Regions from separate parts of the Mus musculus genome. Here region 2 is linked to region 1. Evidence: chromatin loops called from intact Hi-C (ENCODE). Cell type or tissue: heart. All regions are shown on one strand.

Region 1 (8,000 bases):
CTGGGGCTTAATAAGGGCCTCAGACCATCCTTCATTCTTAGTGAGACAAAGACATTTTTCAGAGTCTCAGTGGTGCCTAGGTCATTCTCTAGATGTCATGAGAGCCTAAGTCTTTTCTCAGGGTCTCACTGTGGGTAAGGGCTTTCTAGAGTTTCCCTGAGTCCTAAAGCTTTCTTCCATGGTCTAAGGTCAAAGGTCTTCTACCATATCTCTCTAGGTTCTCACTGAACCCTTACTAAAGGTCTCACTAGATTCTTATTGAACCCTTAAGGTCTCACTGGATTTTTAAGTCGTCCTTGGAGCCTGGCATAAGCCAGTATCTTTTCTCAGAATCTCACTGGGGCCTAAGGTGTTCCAAGGACCTCACTGGGGGCTAAGGTCTTTCGAGTGTCTCAAGGATTTCCCAAGATCCTACTCTGGCCTACAATCTTCCCCCATATCTTTGAGAAGGCAAAAGGCCTTCCACAGGATCTCACTATGGATTATGGCCTGACCCTGGACCTCACTGGAAACTAAAACCTTGACAGAGTTTCAATGGCACAAAAGCCCTCCCTACTGTAACAAATTAAGGTCTTCTCTGGGTTTCACTATGACCCAAGACCTTCCCCAGCTTCTTATTGGAACCTAAGACCTTCCAAGGGTCTCTTTGGTGACCAAGGTCTTCCCTGGGGTCTCTTTGGAGTCTAAGGCTTTCCCAAGGTCTCTCTGGGGCCCATGGCCTTCCTTGGGGTCTCACTTAAGTCAAAGATCTTCATTGATTCCCAAGACATTTCACGGGGTTTACTGGGACATAAGCCTTCCCCTGGGACTCATTAGGTGTGGTGTGGGTGGGCTACAGCTCTTGTGTTTTGCCAGCCTTCTTCATCCCTCTGCCTACTTGCTAGGTGCCTATGACTCCTGGGCACAGGGAGAGGGTCTGGTCTACAGGCCTTGTCAGAGGCTATACCCTGTGACTGTCACTCCTTGCCCTGGTCTCCAGCTTTGTGTTGTTAGTCCACACTTCTGGGACAGCTCATCTGGGGCCTTGTTCAACCCTCCAGCACTGTTTGAGAGCTCAGAATTGGCAGGGAGATAAAACCAGTAACTTCTGTCTGGTCTAGAGTGTCCAGGAGACTGAATTGGACGAAAGAGATCAGAGAGAAGCCTCCAAATGAAGCCAGGGCATATACAAGTGCTAGGAGCTATCATTGTGGTGACACAGAGGCCAGGAACACTCCTGGAGACCTTTCCTTCCTTTATTGAGATAATAATCAGGGTAGAATACAGCATGAAGGGCAGGAGGAATGCAGGACCATCCTGGAGCGCATGCAGTAGTAAGATGTGGTTGAGAAGCAGTGGAGGAGGGGGACCAAGAGCAGCCCATCAAAGGGTCCAGCCACACACATGGGAAAGCCTCTGGGCCAGGAAAGGTTGGAGAAGGGGCTGGGAACTTTGGGAAAGGCCCCTGGCACCTGTGGGTGGTACCCTATGCATTTAGCTAATGGCACTCAGTGCTTGGGTCAGGGTGTGCAGCTCATCCTGGACCCCCTCTAAGGAGCGCCGGATGGTGTGAGGACTGTCCAGTACATCAATGGCCAGGGTGTACGGGTCAAACTTCACAGAGAATGGGCGCTGGATACGAGAGGCATAGTTCCTGTGTGTGGGGGGGGGGGGAGCCAGTATGAATCCTTCAATCACAGGAGATTGGATATGGGCATGAGAAAGCAGGCTAGAGTTAGGTAGCTCCAGATAGGATCTGCAATCTCCAAGGGCAATGGGGAAATGGCTTTTCTGAGTTTCCCAGACCCCTAAAGCCCATTCTAGACACCCAGGAGACTAAAGCCTCAGCGATTCTTGTGGGTAGGCCTCTGCAAAGCACCCCGTTTCTCAGCTGGGCTTCTTCCTTCGGGAAGCTCCCCGTGACTGTGTGCCCTAGAGAGTCCCTAAACTGGAGTGGACATGCCAGATGAGCACAGCAGGCTGGGAGAAGTGATAAGCACCAACCTACCAGTCTCCTTTCTCCTCTGCAGACCCCTGTATAACTGTGTCTCCTGCCTTTGGGCTGCCACTCCCTCTATAATCTTTGCCCTCGTGGCAGCTCTTACCTGCCACTCTGCCTCTTTTTCTCTCTTATCTGTCCCCATCCCACTCCAGCCCGTGCTGCTGAGAATGAGAGACTCAGGCTCTGCTGAGGCACAGACAGCTGGCCTGGACCTGACCTTGACTTTGCCTTGACCCTATGCTGCTGGTCTCTCTCTTCTCGGACTTTCTGATGGGAGCAGGGCACTCCATACCCTCACCCCCCAGCCCTGGTCTCCTTTGCTGAGGGGCCAGGAGCAGGGTAATCTCAAGCATGAACTCTTGTTACAAGGGGGTGTTGCTGAGTGTACTAAATGGGCTCTCAAGTGAAGACAAGGCCTGGCTTGCACTGGTGAAGCTGGGCAGGGCTGACTCCTGATGGCTCCACCCACCTGAGCTTGTCCTTGGCATCACTGAAGCTCTCTGACACGAAGTACACCGGCTGGTAGGTTTGATCTTGGTAGGGCTGCACGGCTGCTGTGTCTGGGTCAAAGGCCCGGACCTCGGGCTCCTCTGACAGGGAGTGCTAGAAAGAGGCCACAGGTATCACACCCAAGCAGCGCTCAAGGCAAATGGGTGCCATGGGTGTGGGGCTCCCCCCTCCCGCAGGGTTCTGGGCTACTGTACAGTGGGGTCTGGCCAGAGGCATACACTCTCTAGAACAGCCTGAATCTCAGACCTGAGCCAAGGACCCTTCTGATGAGAGCAGGGCCCTCCACACCCTGATCCTCCAGCCCTGATCTCCTTTGCTGGGGGCTGGGAGCAGGGTAATCTCACCAGGAGCTCTCCATAGGAAGACAGCAGCCCTGCACCGTAAGCCTTCAGCTCCCCATTCTGTTTACACAGCCCAAACTCCACAGTGAACCAGTACACCTGCCAGATAATCATAAGGATCACCTAAAATGCCTGGTGCCGCGCATAGCCCCTCTGTGTGTAGCACCCACAACAGGTAAGGCTGTTCTTGGGGACAGAAAGAAAGGTCTGAACTTCCCCCCCCCCCCCCCCCCAGGGCTCTGAAAACGAACCGTGGAGAGTTTTTCAATTTCTTCATCTGAAGCCCCCAGAGATGCAAGTCCAATGTCCTGTGGGTAGAGAAAGAGGCTAAAGTATGAAAAGACGCTGCTCTGACATTGTGCTTGAGGCAAGGGCACTGGATGCTACTTCTCCAGGGGACCCTGCAACATACACTTCACCACACGCCAAGTCAGCCAAGAGCTCAGGGCCTGCAGTTCCCAGAATTACCAGCAGGTGGCATCAAACCCCACAAAAATCCCTTTCCCCTGGGACTTGTGTTACTAGTTAGTCCCTCCCTGTTACAGAAACAGTCTCTGCTTCGGTGTTTGGCTACCTACAAGTCCCATGAATCCATGAAGACACACTGTCTAGCTGGAGGAGTACCCCAACAAGTAAAACTTTTGAATCTCTGGCTCAACCAAATAACCTCTGGTTTCTGCGTTGAGGCCCTAAACATACCTGGGAGAACTGGGCAAATGTGCGGTCAGCCAACATGGGTACGTGTCCCAGCAGCTCGTGGCAGCAGTCTCTGTGTGAGGCCACGAGAAAAGGAAGATGGAATGGGAAGGCTCTCTGTCCTTCCCCGGAGACAAGGAAACTTTAGCACCTCCACACCTCTGCCATCATTGCACACGGATATTACTGGGCAACAAGTTCAGGGTCCTCTGCCCTAGGCAGCATACTCACGGCTCGGGTGAGTGCATAGGTGAGGAGGCATGACGGATGTACTGTGTGCACTGAAACACACGGAAGGCCAGACTGGCCAGAAAATCACGGGCAGACAGTAGACCGGCCACGGGTCGCAGCTGGAAGCCAGTCCGTTCTGTAAGGGACCTCGCATCAGAAATAGCACAGGGGATGCCCCTCCCTGCCCTACTTCCTCTGCATCTCACCCTTCAAGAAGTGAGACACATCCTCCAGCTGTGGAATGCTGTCCTCTCGGTAGCCACAGTACCGTTCCAGAAGCTGGAAAGCCTCCAGGTGTTCCCGGCAGGCATGGGTAGCATAGAGGCCCTTCAGCGTGGCGTATACCTCCTTCCTGTAGGCCACAGGGGCTTAGGGAATTACTAGCTGCTGGGGTTCTTCTCCCCATGACCACCCCATGGACGCTTTGCCTGCTTCCACCATCCTCCTGAACTGTGGGCCCCCATCAATACATAGGGCATTCCTGTGGTTTGAGGGAACCCAGAGGCTGGGAAAGGGCCGATAGCGACATCTCTGAATGACCTGATTATTTTGGGCCACTGGAAGCCCCTCTTCTAACTGGCTTTAGTCTCTTCTTCTATTGTACCAAAGTTTCCAGAGATGGCCCTCACAGACAGGGATTCTGGGAACCGTCTCCCTGGCTCTTCTCAAGCCCAGCCCTCCCTGCCCAACCCAACCATCAGCAGGGTCTTACCAGGTAGCAATTTCCTCCTTTGTGTATTCCACGTGGGGAATTGGCTCACCCCTGTGGAGGGGATCAGTGGTCAATAGGGCAACCCCCCTCCCGCCATCTCGGAGAGTAGGAAAGATGGGGTGAGAGGCTTCGTTTGAAGCTGTATCAGCTGTTCAGAGGCCTTTGGAGTATGGAGTGGACTGGTTTGGGTACACTGACCCAAACCAGCTGCTTAGCCTCTCTGCCCCAGTCTCCTTAGCTGTGACTAAGAATAATGCCAAGCACAGAGCAGAGACAGACAAGCTGACATGTAAAGCTGTGTGACAGCTAACCAGTCACCTCCTCCCTCCTCTCCTCCTCTCTCTACAGTCTGGGGACTCTGCCCCACAGGCAGGCTCCTTACTGCTTGTATTGGAAGGCAATCTCTGCAATCAGCTTCCGGCGCTGGCGATACGCCTGGTCAGAGAAGCCCTGATGGCCAAGGAACACACATCAGGAGGAAGTTGGGCATTCCCTGCTCCAAAGACCAGGGTCAGTCCCTACCTGTGCCCACCCCACAGGACTCAGCTCTGGGACACAAGCTCACCGGATGGTCCAGGTCCAGGTCAGGGTCAAACTTGGTGACCAGGTGGTGACACTTATCCAACTCTGACACTTTCCTTGGGAACCAGGGAACTTCACAAGCAAGAGAGGCAAAGGGGCCCAGGTAAGCATGGGTCCATAATAAGGTTTGGCCATGCTGGGTCCAGCCTCCCCCAGGGACCTCCTAGAGGGCAGAGTTTACTAGGATTCATGAAAAAAAAGTAGAAGGTAGAGCCAGCGTGGTGGTCCAACTCTGTGGACACTTCAGGGTCGTCCCCCCCGCCCAGCAGGATACTCTGCCTCCCACCCCCAGGCCAGGGACAGAAATCCATCCTCACCCTTGTCCTCTCTGGCACTGCGCACATCGTCAGACACCCGACGCACAGAACTGAGGAGGGCAGCCAGGTCGCCACTGGGCACCTCGAAGCGCACAAAGTACTCCAGGTGGGGGCTTCCTGCCAGTGGCCTCTGGGCAGGCCGGGTCTCTAAGTGGTGGATTTTGGCTTCAAATGTCTTCAGGAGCAAAAGCAGGAAGAGAGAGAAGGAGAGAGACAGATGGGGAAGGAGCAATGGAGAGAGGGTGGAGAAGATGAAGAGAGAGAGATGATGACAGGTAGGGAGAGATGGAGAGACATAATAGTGGGAATGAGGGAGACGGAGGACCCTGGTAGGCACTGTCAGTTGTTTGCTTGTTCGTTTGGTTTTTGTTTGTTCGTTTGGTTTTTGTTTTTACCCTTGCCTATGAATTTTGAAGGTGTCAAAATCCAATAGATTGGATTTTGTCTTGTGTATCCATCCAGGAATCATCACAGCTGTGCCTTTGGTCCCCTTTCTGGACAGTTCTGTTTGTCTAGAAAGCATAGCAGAAGGCGCTATCCCCTAATGGTCTCAATTTGACTTACTGGCCACGCCCAAAGGCCTGGATCACACTCCACCATATCAAGGACACAAGTCTCAGGCCATGACAGGGTAAATAGGAAACTCAGGACTGGTGGACAGGGGTCAACTTCATCTTCACCTTCTGTTGCCCAGCAACAAAACACTTAGGCCAGGCTGTCAATTCTGGGAGCTCACAGGGTTCTGGCTTTAATGTCATTTGAGAGTTTTTCTGGGGCAGGGGAAGGGGGGCAGGTCATTAGCCAAAGCAACAGTGTAATCAGCTGCTTCATTGACCCCTGGGCAGCTGGGTAAGAGGCTGTGTATATATAGCAGTGGGTGTCAGGGAGCTGAGATTAACTGGAGGAGCTGAAAGGTAGTCCCTGAGACCCAGCCTCTGATGGCCTGAGCAGCCATATTTCAGCCCTGGCGGTGGGGGGAGGACACAGACATTCTTACATATCTTATGCATGCTACCCCGGAAGGCCAAGCCAACCCACCTCAAACACTTTCAAAGCCCGAGACAGTGAGGAGGGTTTTGTACCCCTCAAGGAGAAGAGCAGGTTGAGAACAGCATTTCCATCCCTCTCCTCGAATACCACAGCCTCCAATGGGTTCCCAGGTTCCGCGGAGGCTACCGCAGCCGCTGCTGCAGCTGCTGCTGCCTCCCGCTCCTTGCGGGCATCCTCGATGAGACTCTGCCGCCGTCCAATGAACCTTGGGGACTGAGAGTCAAGAGACATGCCTGTATCTCCATGCTGCTGCCTCTGCTGATCCCGCCTCCAGGGCTCTGGTCAAACCACTGGGTGCCATGTAGGAGTGGAGGACTAACATGCTAATCAGTGTTCTGACAGGGCATGGTGGGTAGCTAGGGCTGGAGAGCCATGGCAGAACTGGAAAGCAGGGGCTCCTAGCTGCCATCTTCCCAAGATAGAGGTGCCCTGTCACCTACCTCCCAGGCTTAGACCTAACTGAATTAGTGATAGAGGGCTGTGACTCAGGTTGTTTTTCCTGATGTATGTGAGCAGCGCCCAGAGACTGTAGGAGCACAAAGCCTCAGACCTCATGGGGAGTGAATAGCTTGGGTGGTCCATTCAGGTAGAGAGCACTGTACACAGCTTAAACAAGCATCCTTTCCCTCCCAACTCTCTGAGAGGCTGAGCCCTGTGGACACATCATCATTGAAAAAATAAGTGGTTCTTAGCCAGGTGTCCTGTCTAGGCTGTCCTCCTACCTGGAAATAGCCCCCTCAAAATGTCTCCCCCTCCTCCCTTGTCTGAGTACCTCTGTATGGACTCCACTGGCTCTGTGTCTGCCACAGCTGTGAACCAGTATTCCTAATCCCCCAACACTCAGAACTACCTGGACTTCAGAGAGGAGAAGCCTGAACTCTAATCTGGGAGTTGAACTCCCCAAAAGGTTCTGGGTCCTGGGTTCTAGGAACGTCCTAGTCATGGGGAGAAACATGCCCTCTGGAGCCCCCTCCGGACCTCCAGCAGGACACTGTGAATACAGCCAGAGCCCCAGGCTCGCTGGGGAGAACATGAGACAGGGTGGTTCCCAGGGAGCTGAGAAGAGAGTCATGCAGCTAAGAAGTATGAAGGGGCACTTTTGACCCCACAGTTGTCCCCGGAGAAGTGCCTACAAATTAAATTTCTAAAGGTCACACTGGTTTCATTAAGGTCTCTGTCAACCCAGGGCAATAGTTAGATGGGGCCCCAAGGATAATCTGAAAGCCCTTCTTATGAGCTGATTCTCCCCCTGCCCCCGACAAAAGGGACTGTTTGATGTCTTGGTAGCATCTCCCCTTGGTCCCTGTGGCTTCCTAAGTCCTACTCTTAGGGAACACCGAAGCAGACTGGTGGAAGGTGAGAAGGGAAAAAGGAGACACAGAGATTTTCCCAGAGTTTGGGGGGCTGAAGAGGTATGGTAGAACCTGGGCCCCATTTGCACAGGACAGCATCAGGCAGACCAGCCATTTGCTGACCAGGTGTGCTCAGAAGTGTGTATTACAGGAACACCACACTCTATGACAGGCAAGGCTAGAGAACCCAAGGGAGCAGATGAGTAGGGAGGGCTACTGGGGGGACTT
Region 2 (8,000 bases), 190 kb after region 1:
CATGCTGGCCTCAGGTGCCAGGGATAAGAAAGGTTTGGTGAGTTAACATTAGGAGTGTTAGGATTCCCTCTGCCCCATTTGGGACTTTGAGTGTTCCCTAGTATCATCTTGACCCCCTCCAGGGCAATATCTGAGACAGGATGGACCCAGATGCTACCCATGAAATCCTACTACTTCAGGCTTCAGTGTATTCCCTGCCTGGTGTTCCCAAGTTGGGCCAGGGGAGCGGGGAGAGCACCTTCCATTCCACGTCCCCATTGAAGATTTCACTCTTGGCAATGTCCACGCGATCCCAGGCCACTGCTAACTTGAGCTCATCTAGGTAGTCTTGGGCTTCTTGGCTGTGGCTCTTGCAGGCTGTGGGTGGGGGTGAGTCCCACAGAGCTGGAGGGGAGGGACTAGAACTCTGCGAGGACTTGATGGGGGTTGGCAGCTGCCTCTAAACAGCAGCAAGTGACATAGGACTGAGTGCTCAGGGGCAACACCCCAGAATCCCCTGGACATAGTCTGGAGAGGCAGAAACATGCTCTCGGGAATATAGCAATTTGGCCAGCATCTTCTTGCCCAAGAGCAGGACAAGGCTGTACATTCTCATACAAGCACACTTCTTCCATGGGAATGCCTGACACTTTCACTGGAGACCACAGTTACCAACAAGCCCCAGAGTGAAGACCAGCAGGCTTTTGCCTCCATGGGAGTGTGACTCACTGAAAACCACATGTGGTCCTGTATCTCTTCCTGGGCCTCACTATCTCAGGCAGGGGAATGACCAAATCCAGAGCTGCCCCTTTATAGTCTGGGCTGACTGTGAGATTACTATGTAGCCGATTTGCTTGAGCAGCCAATCCTCCTGTCTAACAGGTAGAAGCTATGACATCTGGTTTATGTGGCATTGACATTGAACCCAGGGCTTTGTATATGGCACACAAACATTTTACCAAATGAGCCACATCCGCAGCCCCCGATGCCCCAGGCTCTCTTAGAGTGGCCCCTTCCTCAGGTATGTCCCCATCCCTTCCCCAGCATGGTCTCTCCCAGATTCCAGCCTGTGCACACGTGCTCCAGGTCTGCCCTGCCACATGGACAAGCCTGGGTGACAATCCAACATATCCACCAGTGGATGAATGTACAGACCTATGGAACATCTACACAGTAGACATCAGAACTCAGCCATAAAAAGGGAGGACTTCCGGGCACAGACTTCCAAGGGGATGGGTCTGTGGGCAGAGTGCTTCAAGAAGGAAGCTGGGTACAAATAACATGGACTGTAATTCCATTTATGTAAACTGGCCCTAAAGCCCACATTCTTAGACAGAAAACAGGGGACTATTACCTGAGGACAAGGTGAAGTTATTGCTAAGGCAATTGGATGTGTGTGGGGTGGGGTGGGGGTGGGGTTAATAGAAAATTTCCAGAACTGGGGATGGTTACAATGCCCTGAGGCTAGATTATAAGCTACTGAACTGAACACTTCATGAATTTGTAAGTCATCTCTCCTACCTGGGAAGGGCTGACAGGTATCCCCTGTGAACACTGCTAAGTCTGCAGCCTCTGAGGGCAGGTCTACTTGGCTCACCTTTCACAAGTGCCTTGAGGATGACAGTGTCCAGGTCCTCCGAACCCTCCTGCTCGAAGTCATATACTGTGAGCAGGTGGGGGTGTGCAGCAATGTTCTGTAACTAAGACCAGGAAGAAGCCTTGAGATCTGAATATGTCCTGGAAGAGTCCTCAGATGGACCACTTTGCCCCTGCTGACCCACAAACCTAGCTCAGAACTGCCTACCAGGCTAGTTGTCTGGTCTCTCTGCTACACAAGGACCTGGATAATTCTGAGGTATATAGGAAGAGAGGTCATAGGCTAGGCCCACAGGACTTTCAGAAAGAGCATCCCCACCCAGGGGAGGCTGGGAGGACAGAGGCAGCCCCAGCAGCACATACCAGCTCTGTCCAGTGTACAATGGCTTCCCAAGAGAAACACTCGCTGGGGAATTTCTCTCTGAACTGCTTCTCAGCCACCTGGGGCACCAGGAGATGAGGCTGGCTCACCAGGGCAGCGAGTACATCAGCAATGCCACCAGAACCTGCCAGGATCAGCCATGGGGCAGCCTGCTCCACTGCCCTGGAAATCCTCTGGGGGAGGCAAAGAAGGTGACACCCAGATGAATGCTTAGGAGGTGCCTTAGCCCTCCACACCACCCTGTAGATGCCCTGAGAAACTACCATATCCTTCAGGGCTCCAGCCAGGGGAGGGGGAGTTCTTTTCTTTCTGCCCTTACCTCTAGGGTGTTGGGGTCACCATTGACCAACAGGCAAAGGACAGGTATCTGGATGCAGCTGGTGCCTGTGGGCAGAGCAGCCATGAGGCCATTTGATGCTCAGAATGTGAGAACTCAGGACCATCTCCAACTCCAACTTCAGGCATCCTTGGGTGCCATGTTTCTGCACGCCCTGGCCTGGCCTGGCAAAAGCTTTTTTTTCCCCTAATCTAGTCTTTAAAAACAAATTTTATTTATTTATTTATTTATTTAATGTATATGAGTACACTGTAGCTGTCTTCAGACACACCAGAAGAGGGCATCAGATCCTGTTACAGATGGTTGTGAGCCACCATGTGGTTGCTGGGAATTGAACTCAGGACCTCTAGAAGAGCAGTCAGTGCTCTTAACCGCTGAGCCATCTCCCCTGCCCCAAGTCTAGTCTTAATTTTGAAATATAGTTTAGGGTGATCCCCTGCTTGCATCTCTAGAGTGCTAGAGTTACAGGCATGTGCCACAGAGCCTGGTTTATTCTGTGCTGGGGATTAATCCCAGAGCATTGTGCACAAAAGGCAAGCACTCTACTAACTGAGCTACATCCCCAGCCCACAGTGGCTTTTCCCCCCCAAGGGTGAACCCAAACCCAAATAGTGTATCAAATCCCTGAGCTGTGGGCCCACACCTTACATCTGCACTGTCCAGAGCTGGCATTAAACACAAAGTAACTTAAGAGAAAAGAAGCCTAGTTGTACCTGCCACAGCCCAAAAGCAGATACACTGTGGCTAGGTAGTCACTCTATAAGCATAGGACAGAGTTGCTCTGCATTGTAAGAGACACACCAGGCCAACAAACGGTCAAAAGCTGGTGGGATCAGACCCAATCTGCAGTGGTTCTATTGAGACCTTTGTGGTATCAAACACAGATCTGTTTCCACTGTTAAAGTGCACTGGCTTTACCAAAAATTTCTAAGCAATGACATTGTAGCTTATAAATATTTTTTTGTCCCTTAATATTGTCCTAGTATCTCTCTTTCACACCCACCATTAGCCACAGATATACCCATTCCCTCAGGCAATTCTGCTCCCTGGTGGCAGTAAAGGGGACTGCACCTCTGGGAAGACTATTGGCTATCAGAGTCTGCAGCCAGAGCAGCACCATTTAAAACAGTGGCAACTGCCCTGTCGTCTGCCCAGGAGGTAGCTGCTGCCTAGCCAAGGTCACACTGCCCAGCTGTGTCACTCTTCCATCCCACACCAACAGCTCTTCTTCCCTGGCCTTGTACACTCAGGCATGCAGGACCCTCCCCCACTTCCTGGAAGGCCTTTTCCCGCTCTCTCTATAAAGTTCTTACTGGTGTGTGCCACATCTCCATGTCTACATCCCCAAGATGCTGTAGATGGGCAGCTAGAGCAAGCCTTACCCCCATAACCTGTCCTCTGCTGAGAGATGTGCTTCTCCAGGCTCAGCTGCAGCTCTGTCAGCCCGTCGTTCCCACTCCCAAGGGCGCCTGACTCCACAAGGATGAAGTGGGAGAGATTGCTGTCCAGGGGGCAGAGGGGTCCCTGAATGTTGCCCTCATCTGCTGGGTAGTGGATGGGAGTATCCTCCTGTGCCAAGGAGAGAGGGGGAGGCAGAGACCTCAGGAGCAGCTTGGGCTGGGCCTTGCTGTGCTGTGCACGCCATGCTGGGGCCCTGGGAGAGGCTTCAGCAAGGCCTCAGAGTTCCCACCCCTCAGGCAGAGGGAGGCTGGACCGCTGGGCCAGGGGGCCTCCCTGGAATGAGTGAACCATGGAAACAGCTGGGGCCAGGGCTTTGCAAGCTCCACCTTCCAGACTCTTCTGGGCTGGGGTCCAGACTTCACCTCAGTGGGGCCTCCTGGGCTTCTCATTGGTTCTGCCTTACACAGACCACAGGGTGGGGGGGGTGTGTATGAATACCAGAGAGCCAAAGCCACCTGGCCAGGGCTTTCTGGGACTTGAGGACAGCCGTCCAGCCAGGCTGGGCCTAGAGCGTTATAGGTCTGGCTTTCCATAGGGAGTACAGCAGGTTGCCACTCTTATTCCTGAGAGATGCTGCCACCTGGTGGGAAGTTTTGGGCCCATGGAACCCACATCTTCCCACTGCAGCCCATCCTCCCACCTCTCACCTCTCAATAGTTTCAGGGCCTCTCGGAGTGGCACAATTCTTCGGCCTGCCTATGGCTTCCTCTACCCACCCAAGCTCACTAAACCCTATCAGCTGTGGTCCTGTGAACCTGTCACTAACCTTTTGGTGGACACCATCTAGAAGTTGACGGTGAAGGATTCGATCCAGAGAGGCCATTCCGATGGCCACTACACGGATCTTGGTGGATGTGCTAGCCAGAGAGTGATCACGTACAGCTTGTCCAACATGGCGGGCCAGGCCCACGTGGAGGGCACTGGTCAGGATCCAGGCACCTATGGGAGGGGGAGAGAAGGGTCCTGGAGTCCTCACAGCTGGCTGACCAGGGAATCAAGTAGTGGAAAATACTTTTTTTTTCTTTCCTCCAGACAGGTTTCTACAATGCAGGCTATTCGTCAACTTAAGTCATTCCATGTGTTCCGTGAACTGGAAATACAGTATGTACCACCGTGCCCAGCTACAGGGAACACTTTCAGACTGACGGGAATAGTAAGGCTCAGGGGGGATATATGTGTGGCAGACAGTGACCTTTTCCAAGATTTATCCTAGATGCTGTCCTGCAGCTTGTTCTGGGCAAGGATCTAAATGACAAAGGTCTCATCTGCATCCAACTGTAAACTATTCCTTTATTATAACCACTTCTGCAATGAGAGAGACTCAGAACTTCTGACCCCCTTGTGGGTGTATGTTCATGTGTGCAGCACACCTGTGTCAGGGGACGGGTGTATGTGGAGGCCAGAGGTGCCATTCACCTTGTCTCTGTAAGATGGTTTCTGATGAACCTGAAGCTTACTGGTTGGGCAACTCTGGAAGGCCACTGTCATATGCTACAGGGACTTGCCTGTTTTCCCCTAGCACTGGGACTACAAGCACATGCCTCCATGTCCAACTTCCTGTGTGGGTGCTGGGAACTGGGACTCTTGTCTTTAGCCATTGAGTTATCTCACTATGTTGGTTAGTTTTAATTTCTTTGTAAAATTATTTAAGTGTATGTCAGTATATGCATGGGTGAAGCTGCCTGAGGAGATCAGAGGTGTTGAGTCTCCCTGGAGCAGGAGTTACAAGCAGCTTCCAGCTGCCTGGCGTGGGTGCTGAGAACAGACCTGCAGATCCCTGCAAGGGCAGCACATGCTTGCTTTTGAGCATCTCTCTGATGCTTAGTTCCATCAACTTGAAACAACCCAGAATCACCTGGGAAGGGAATCTTAGCCTCGATCAGATGAGCCAGTGGGTGTGTCTGTGATGGATTGTCTTGGTCGTAAAGTGATGTGGGAAGACCTCACCCACTGAGGGCAGGGGGAGCCAGCCTTACCTGTGCTCTGAGCTGCTTTCACCAGCCCCTTGCGCAGGACATCCCGAAGCCACGACTTCATAGCCAAAGGTCGTTCCTCACCCACCAGGGACACCACCAGGTTGGGGGCTGGCAGGTGCCACTCGGTGAGCAGGAGTTCAAAAAGCACGGAGGGGGCCACACTGCTTGGCACCTTCACAAACTGCAGGGTAAGGGGCTGGTGGGTTCCAGGTGGTAGACAGCACTGGGTTGTGGGACTCTGATCATGGGGGAGGAGGCTGGGCTTATGGAACAGGGCAGGCCACAGGAGGCAGGCTTTAGACATTCCCTCCTTGGGGCAAGGCTTCTGTGTGGTATAGTCATTGCAATATATCCTCCCCCTGTGAGTGGAGAGTGAGGCAGGAGTCCTGAACCTCAAGGTTCTCATTATCACCAGGGCAGGAAGCAACTCTCGACTTTTGTCCATCTGGTCAGGGTCTCTGCACTCAGCTCATAAGGAACGGACACAGAGTGAGCAGGCCCCAGGACTGGGCTTTAAGGACGAAGTAAGACTTGGGGATTCCAGGCATGGTGGACTTCACTCAGGCATGTATTGCCCCTACCTTGCCTCGCTTCTTCCCAGACCCTCCGAAGTTGATCTCTCCCCTGCATAGGATGGGCTCCCAGCCATCCTCAGTATCTGGGGGGCTGCCGGGGCAGGAGCTCTGGGTTGTTTGCATGGTGGCTTTCCTGTGAAACATATATATGATGGAACCCACAGGATGGACTAGCCACCCTCTTCTCCTCTTCATAAGGAAGACCTGTCCCATCTGGCATGTGAGGCAGCTGCCCATCTCCTGGCCCCACCTGAGCTCGACCTCCCTCTCAGTAGCTATAACTAAAGTCAGGCTCCTTCTCCACTGGGTGTGGGGGCACAGCAAACCCACCTGCCTGTCTCTGTTTCCCACACTTAACCAAACTCCGGGCATCTGGATTCTAACACACTCATCACCGTTCTCAGAGGCTTTTGCAGGGGGTTCCTGGAAACCTCCAAAGACAGTAGGGAATTCATTTCCCCAACCCATGGGAGCTATACCCTAGACTGCTCCAGACAAAGTCCCAGGGTTTTTTGCCTGGGTAGTTAGGTGAGAAGGCAGTTGATCTAGTTCAGAGGACAGAGTGCAGGAGAGGAGGGACCTGGTAGAACTGGAAGTCCAGGGTAGGAAAGGTTAGGAAGGGGAAGCAGGAACAGAAGGCAAGAAGAAAGTCCAGGAAGGGAAGTCCACTGGGGGTGCAGGTGAAGAGGGCAGGGGGAAGAACAGGTGGAAGCAGGGAGAGAAAGACCCCACCAGGCTCTTCCCTCCACATTCCCACCGTGGTAAATAGAGGATGAAGAGGCTGCCTGCAGCATCCCTCACCCTGGCTGAGCTCAGGTCCTCTCCCACCCACCCAGGCAGGCTAGGCCCCTCAGCCCTACCCTTCACTTCAGGGACCTGTGTGGTATGCAGCTGGGTTCCCTAACCCCTGTGTTTCTTTGATGAATGTCAAAACCCCTTCCTATTCATTGTGGTCCTACTTCACCATGCCTTGGATCCTAAAGTAGGTGTCCAGCCAGGGAGGAAGAACATACTGAAGGCCCTCCCTTGGCTCCACTGTAGGTAGAGACCTGACATGACATGGGAGAGCACTTTATATACCACTTCCCAGGTCTTCATGGCTGTCCCATGTGCCCAGCTTTGGGGTGCCCACATGATAGCACTTCAGAATCTGTACTTTTTACAGTGGGATACCTGTGCACATAGGGGGCTGAGAAGGAGGGGTATAGGATGGTATAAATTATGAGGGGACTAATTCTCAGCCTCTTGTGGCTAACCTGGACAGAAGTTGAGTCAAGGTTCTCCCTACACACCGCTGGAGCCAGCATGCTTATAGTGTGACTCCCAAAGACAGTGTATCTCAAAAGATACACCTGATCCCTAGCTCCTGGTACTGTACATTGTGACCTTCTACAGAAGTTCAGGCTTTGCAGATGTGAACTGATGTTTACCTCCGATGAAGGTTCTGCAGATGACTGGCTCATTAGAATGTCTTAGTTATGGAAGCTGAAATGTTACAGATTCTCTAGCTAAATTATCTTGGGCTGTCTTCAGCACACATTTATTACCAACTTCTATTGTCAGAACATCCATCTTCCAGGCAAAAACCTTTAGCCTGTATTCTTAGCAAACCTCAAGGTTCCTTCCACCAGCCCAAATGCCAAAAATGTCATCAGACAGCATCTGAGGCCTATAGCAGAAATTGCTCCCTTAGC

Evidence for each region. Peaks named below come from ENCODE experiments on the same cell type or tissue, not always from the same donor. Only the 100,000 strongest peaks of a DNase experiment are listed, where the experiment ranks them.
Region 2: a loop joins it to region 1, with 7 times the contacts of the local background. A loop is called at or near these places in 31 of 42 quality-filtered maps.

Annotation. Positions count from the first base shown.
Region 1 is chr7:142,891,558-142,899,557 of GRCm38, forward strand. Th (tyrosine hydroxylase) reads right to left here. Exons shown (of 13, transcript NM_009377.2): 2 at 6,409-6,633; 3 at 5,371-5,545; 4 at 5,037-5,125; 5 at 4,854-4,921; 6 at 4,472-4,522; 7 at 3,966-4,111; 8 at 3,760-3,895; 9 at 3,532-3,601; 10 at 3,084-3,140; 11 at 2,836-2,931; 12 at 2,451-2,584; 13 at 1,222-1,633. The coding sequence ends at 1,474. Among named protein-coding and RNA genes, the nearest start is that of Th, 4.4 kb to the right of the region's middle. In heart, a CTCF peak has its summit at 3,294 (motif pointing right); DNase peaks (open chromatin) are centred at 3,304 and 4,084; H3K4me3 peaks cover 724 bases; H3K27ac peaks cover 1,089 bases; H3K27me3 peaks cover 6,242 bases.
Region 2 is chr7:143,083,180-143,091,179 of GRCm38, forward strand. Trpm5 (transient receptor potential cation channel, subfamily M, member 5) reads right to left here. Exons shown (of 25, transcript NM_020277.2): 2 at 6,313-6,439; 3 at 5,732-5,912; 4 at 4,522-4,694; 5 at 3,677-3,863; 6 at 2,277-2,341; 7 at 1,939-2,130; 8 at 1,577-1,679; 9 at 239-357. The coding sequence starts at 6,429. Among named protein-coding and RNA genes, the nearest start is that of Trpm5, 7.5 kb to the right of the region's middle. In heart, CTCF peaks have their summits at 3,364 (motif pointing left) and 4,337 (motif pointing left); DNase peaks (open chromatin) are centred at 3,432 and 4,102; H3K27ac peaks cover 871 bases; H3K27me3 peaks cover 2,986 bases.